2 separate regions of the Homo sapiens genome follow, and region 1 is linked to region 2. The links are chromatin contacts, found by Hi-C in ENCODE. All regions are on one chromosome and are shown on one strand. The core of a region is the stretch at or near the end of the contact, and the rest is flanking DNA. Distances in the headings are between cores, read along the strand shown.

The links. Hi-C counts contacts between places; a loop is a spot of excess contacts on that map. Pooled maps may share reads with other maps.
Region 1: a loop to region 2 is called in a map of CD8-positive, alpha-beta T cell, with 8 times the contacts of the local background. The contact joins the promoter of NUP153-AS1 here to the promoter of CD83 in region 2. A Hi-C loop is called at or near these places in 1 of 168 maps with a recorded cell type or tissue (CD8-positive, alpha-beta T cell), 2 of 37 single-sample maps with no recorded cell type and 7 of 50 pooled maps.

The regions. Positions count from the first base shown.
Region 1 is chr6:17,705,698-17,708,591 of GRCh38, reverse strand. It overlaps NUP153-AS1 (NUP153 antisense RNA 1), which reads right to left and starts at 1,549. Exons shown (of 3, transcript NR_134618.1): 1 at 1,464-1,549; 2 at 966-1,198. NUP153 (nucleoporin 153) reads left to right here and starts at 1,667. Exons shown (of 22, transcript NM_005124.4): 1 at 1,667-2,315. The coding sequence starts at 2,205. RefSeq lists enhancers at 1,476-1,745, 1,555-2,249 and a silencer at 1,836-2,345.
Region 2 is chr6:14,116,522-14,119,595 of GRCh38, reverse strand. CD83 (CD83 molecule) reads right to left here and starts at 1,824. Exons shown (of 5, transcript NM_004233.4): 1 at 1,748-1,824; 2 at 1,531-1,646. The coding sequence starts at 1,784. RefSeq lists cis regulatory regions at 527-1,027, 495-1,321, 892-1,392, 1,558-2,213, 1,397-2,213 and 1 more and silencers at 1,957-2,076, 2,204-2,498.

The sequences.
Region 1 (2,894 bases), core at 300-2,799, 3.6 Mb before region 2:
CGTGGGCAGATCACCTGAGATTGAGAGTTCGAGACCAGCCTGACCAACATGGAGAAACCCCATCTCTAGTAAAAATACAAAATTAGCCGGCCGTCGTGGCACATGCCTGTAATCCCAGCTACTCGGGAGGCTGAGGCAGGAGAATCGCTTGAACCCAGGAGGTGGAGGTTGCTGAGATTGCGCCATTGCACTCCAGCCTGGGCAAAACAAGAGGAAAAAACTTCGTCTCAAAAAAAAAAAAAAAAGAAAGAAACAGGATCAGTAACTTCCCCAAGGCTACACAGCTAGTAAGTGGGAGATTTATAGTAAATAGGCTGGGCGTGGCGGCTCACACGGGTAATCCCAGCACTTTGGGAGGCCAAGGCGGGTGGATCACTTGAGGTCAGGAGTTCAAGGCCAGCCTGGCCAACATGGCGAAACCCCATCTCTACTAAAAATACACAAATCAGCTGGGCGTGGTGGTGCACGCCTGTAGTCCCAGCTACTTAGGAAGCCGAGGCAGGAGAATAGCTTGAACCTGGGAGGCAAAGGGTGCAGTGAGCCAAGATCGCGCCACTGCACTCCAGCCTGGGCGACAGGGCAAGACTCTGTCTCTCAGAAAAAAAGAAAGAAAGAAAGAAAGAAAAAAAAAGATTTATAGTAAGTCTAAGATTTTTCACAACATATTTTTCCTCCCTAATCATTTGGCTATTTGTCTTTAGCTCTTACAGAAAAGTTGGGTTATAGTCCTGGCTTTGATTACCCATCTCAGTGTCATTGATTGTGCCACCTAAATTTCTCTGGACATCTTGTCTGGTTGGTTGAATGAGAGGGTTGGACTATGTGATCACCAGGACCTTTCTAATCGTCAACTCCTAGAATATACATTTTGTGGATTCAGTCTTTGAGTCTAGCTCACTTACTCAGTTTCCTAAATATTTGGAGCAAATATAGTATACTTTTATTGTTAAGGATATATCACTTACCCCTAATGTTAGCTGACTGCATGGGTTATAATTGTAATCATTCATCGCATTTTTCGTCTATTAGCAAATATACATGCTCTCCATAGATGATCACGTCTGCTCCTCACAACAGCTTTATAAGGTGGATTTTAAAGCTCCCATTTTATGGAGGAGGAAGCTAAGGCTCAGACGGTTTTGATTCATCCAAGGTCAAATAGGTTGGGTGGCAGAACCAGAATTCCAGCCCCGTGTGTCTGCAACAAAACCTTTATATGTTTAAAGAAACATTAATGAAGCCGTATATATTTTCTAATTCTAAGGATCATGGACTTTATTTTTCAACCACAGATTTTTTTTTCCTCCTTCTTAAATCATTAGCTCTTGTCTTTGATTTTACTGTCTGCTTACTTCCTGCCTACTTAACCAACCGACAGGGAGAAGGAGAATGGGAAGAGGTTACTGTTTTTATGTTAAGTGTCTTTTCAAAGTCTAATTTACAGCCAAGAACAGCAAAAGTACCCCTTGGCTTTGTGCCTCTGCGGCGCCCCGGAGATCTCCTTCCCCGTCCCTCTTCCTTTCCGAGAAGCCGCGTTCCGTTGTTGAACTACGTTTCCCAGCGTGCCGCGCGGCCGAGAGCGTGGACTCGACCAGCCCTTCCTCTTTGCCTATCAGCTCGTCGCAGCATGATGATGCAAATGCGTCGGGCGCCGATGAGTGACGACATTCTGGCTCGCGACCGCGGCAGCCGCCTTAGCAGGGGTAATAGGCGCAACGGCGGCGGAGGCTGCAGGGACGACGACGACGACGGCGGCGGGGCGGGCGCTGTGCGCACAGGGGAGGGGTAGGCGGGCGTCGCCAGCGGCTTCAACTGCGGCAGCTACGGCTAGGGCGACGGAAGAACTCCCACCAGTCGGCGGTCGAGTTAGGCCTCAGCACCGCGGGGAACTGTTCGTGCTGTCCTCTGCGGGAGATCTCCATAGAGACCGTGACACACACAGAGGCGGGGGTCCGCAGAGGCGGCCGGACCGGAGCCTCCTCGGCCTCTGCGGCCGCCACCCCCTTCCCCGCTGCCAGCACTCACCCTCTCTCCGCTCCTGCTCGCAACCTCGCGGTTCCTGGGGTGCTTGTGCCCACTGTGTGGACAGCGCGGGCGGACTTTTGGGCCGGGGCCGGGCGGCGGGGGAGGCTCTCTAAGGCCTCCGCCTCTGCCTCTCCCGCCCCCTTACCCGCCCCGGAGCGGGAAGCGGCGGAGGCTCCGCCATGGCCTCGGGAGCCGGAGGAGTCGGAGGGGGCGGTGGCGGCAAGATCCGGACGCGGCGTTGCCACCAGGGGCCAATTAAGCCTTACCAGCAGGGGCGACAACAGCATCAGGTATGGGACCCCGACGCCGCGGTGGCCTGGCGGGTGGGGAAACTCGGCTGGAGGGGACGGGCGGTTCGAGGCCCCGGCGCCCCACGTGGAGCAGACAGGAGGGCCTGAGGAAAGGCCCGAGTGAGGCTCCGGGGGAGCTCAGGCCGTTGGGGGTGGCGACGGGAAGTGGGCTGAGACAGGCCCAGCCTTGCGGCGCACACGTGTGGTTTGGGCCGCCTTTCCCCCAACTCTCTGGGTCAGGGGCTTTCCCAGGCAGGCTCTGGGCGGGAAAAGAAATTGTAGGCCCATGATGCGCGCGTTTCTTTATTTTTTGGCGGGGATTTGGAATTTGAGGGTATTACTCATGTTCTCTCGAGGGAGAAAGGAAAAGATGTGGTTGATGGCCCTTATACTTGCTGTTTTCTGGTGTCCCTTCTTTAGTGTGTTTGAGGAGGGGGGGCTGCCCCTTGGAATCTTAACTCTGGGGCAGACGGGGAGTTGTGGGGGGCGCTGTTACATGGAAAGTGGAATAACTTAGTCTCAGCCTATGAGTTAATTCTCGGTTTCCCCTGCCTGTGGCCCTCCTCGTCTTGAGAGCAT
Region 2 (3,074 bases), core at 575-3,074:
ATCCCAACTCCACCATTTAGCTAGCTGTGCAAAAGTGGACAAGTTATTTCCCTCCCTAAGGCTCAGTTTCCTCACCTGTAAAGTAGGAATAGTAACAGTACTAATCCCTAAGTCCATTCTTCCGATGGATGGAAATGGATAATGTATGTAAATATTTACCTTGGAGCTTGGCACGTGGTGAGCATTCAAAAATTGTTTTTACAATATTTTTAAAAATACTATTGTTTTGACTATGAGAACAATTTCGGAATTGTTGTGTTCTCTGATCCCACAGTAAGTAAGGTACCAATGAAGTAGGAATATTTAACACCTTACTTTTATACACAATACAATGCTCTGAGGCAGCAGCACCATCCCCGTCATGCATAACTCATGAAGTGCTGGGCTGAATTCACAGAGCACCTTTGCAATTTATAGGGCAAAAATTAGGTGCCGTGAAGAATACACAGAAGTATGGATACAGCCACTGCCCCCCAGGGAACTGACCATCCAGTTAGGAGACACACACACAAAGAGATCACCGCAATGATGCCTTGTACTGTTAAGTGGCCAAAGACGTACAGTTTCTTATAGTATCTTTTATGGTGGGCAGAAGAACGCCCTGCATTTTGGGGAAAGCTACAAGTGCAGAGATTTGCCCCCGTGGTAAGACAGCAAATCAGTGAGAGCTACAGAGTAAGGTTGTAATATCATATTCATTTGGGTTAAAATGGAGGTGCTGTGGTAGCAGTGGCCTGACTTAAAGAAGGACCAGTGATATCAAACAGTAGCTGCTTGGCTTTGGAATGACACCATCATTGCCATCTTAGAATCTGAGAATGTTTCAGTCAAGAGGAAACCTTGAAAAAGCCTCCTTGTCACTCAGTCCACTTACAGTAGGAGCAGCAAGGCCTGTTCTTACACATGCGGGCTCCGGCTCATGCATCCACCTGATGCTCTCAAGGCTGCCAGAGGAAGGAGGAGGAGGGCTAGGGGAGGAAGCCAAGGGTATCCCACAAAGGAGATGACCACTGATAACTACCATGGATGAAATGGCCTAAGTCACTTCTGTGTCTTAGCCTTTCCTTTCAAATTGCCCCCTCCCCCTCCCATGTATCATGGGCATCACAGTCACAAAACACAAGAAATCAGAAGTCTGGAGACATTCCCCCTGTCCAATGCCCAAATCTAGGTCCCTGTTGCTTTCTTCCTGACCTGCTGGCCCACAACCACAGGTGGCCTCCAGAATTAATCCAAATGAGAGTCTCTGCCCTTCCAAAACATCTTAAGTGGATCATTCATCTCAGGCCACCTTCAGTGACAGGAAGGGGATTGAGGTCTGCGGAGAGCAAAACCTAATTCGGCCCTGTACCTGGATGCGGATGGGGTGGGGGAGGCGCGACGGGAGGCTGGGTACTCCAAGTTCAGCTGCGGGAGACGCCCCTCGCCCCCACCTGGCAGCCACAGAGGGTCGCCAGCCTAGGGGAGATGGTTCCTGCTGTCTTCAAATGAGCCCACCAAACCCCAGCCCGTGGGTATCGCAGCACCTACCTTGACCCAGGAGACCGTGTAGGGAACCTGCGGATCCCAGGGGGCGGTGCAGGGCAAGTCCACATCTTCGGAGCAAGCCACCTTCACCTCCGGCGTCGCGGGAGCCAGGCTGTAGGCTACAAGAAAGAGAGAGCGCGTCGTGAGCAAGCGACCGACGGGAGGGGGTGTCGTGGAGGGGCGGGGGGCGACAGGCGAGACAGGCGCTCGCGAGCCCTACCGCAGCTCAGGAGCAGAAGCTGGAGGCCGCGCGACATGGCTGGAGCGCTGCGCCGCTGCCACGAGCTGCAGAGCTGTGGCGCGCGGGCGCCGGCTGCCCTTTTATGCCCGCGCGTTCGGGAACTTCCCTGCGCGCCAGCCCGGGGGATTCCCCGGCGGGCAGCGGAAGCGGGTGGCGCGCCCTCCTAGTCCCGCTTAGGCCGGGGCGCCCCCGTCCCCGCCCCCTTCGCCCCCGTCCCCGCCCCCGTCCCCGCCCCCGTCGCACCCGCCGCCCTCGCCGCGTGCGCGTCCCCGCCCCCGCGCGCCCGGGCCGGGCGCCCCGAGTTCGCGTCGCTGCTGCGGCTGGCAGCGGCGACAGCAATCCCCGCGTGACGCCCAGCGCTGGGGGCTTTGCAGACCGCGCTCGCGCGCGTGACGCTGCCGTTGACCCGCAAAAGGAAGCCGGGAACCGGGCCATCCGAGCGGGATCTGCCCATTTTACGGAGGCCAAACCAGATTCCGAGAGGGTGGGCAACTTCCTCAGAAGCCCAGCCTGTCCTTGGGAACGCACTGGTGAACCCAAGTCCTCACTCTTCTCCAGAATCTGTGATAATCAAAGGCGCGTTAGATTTCCATGGAAACATACAAGTCTGTAGTACTTGGCTCCCTGCCTTCCCCGGGAGGTTATCAGTCAGTACCGTCCTGTTTAAATTATATCACCAAAGGAGAGTGTCTCCTATTAAAATAATAATTACACGCATACACAACATTTTTGGAAAAGAAAATTCTAGAAGACAATGAAATCACCTGTAATTCATCCAGGAAGTAACTTCAGTTAACATTTTTTTATATTATAAAATGTTTATAACATAACATAACGTAAAATATTTATAACATTTGTCAGTGCACAGATTGGTATTTTTAATGGTTTATTCTTCCTGCTATCTTGTAACCTACTTTCTTTTAGCTTAATAATTTGCAAGCGGTTCCACATCATTAAAAACTTCCAACAGCATCATTTTGGTCCATTGTTCAGTTGCACCATAAATTAGAATCGATTAGTGTTAGACATACAGGTTGTTTCTTTTTGTATTACTAATATTAGAAACAATACTGTGATTGCTATGGGAAACTTCAGTGTAGATAAATCTTTGCTCTAAAATTGCTTATTTTCTTAGAATAAATACCTCAAGGAAATTGTGCTAGGTGAAGGGGAGTTTCCAATTTTGTCAAATATTGCCAAAAAATTACCTGCAAGGAGGTGTCTTCAATCTATATTCCCATCTGCAAAGAGAGTGCCTGTTTGCCAACACAAACTGTTATCCAACCTTTCTATCTTTGTCCATCCA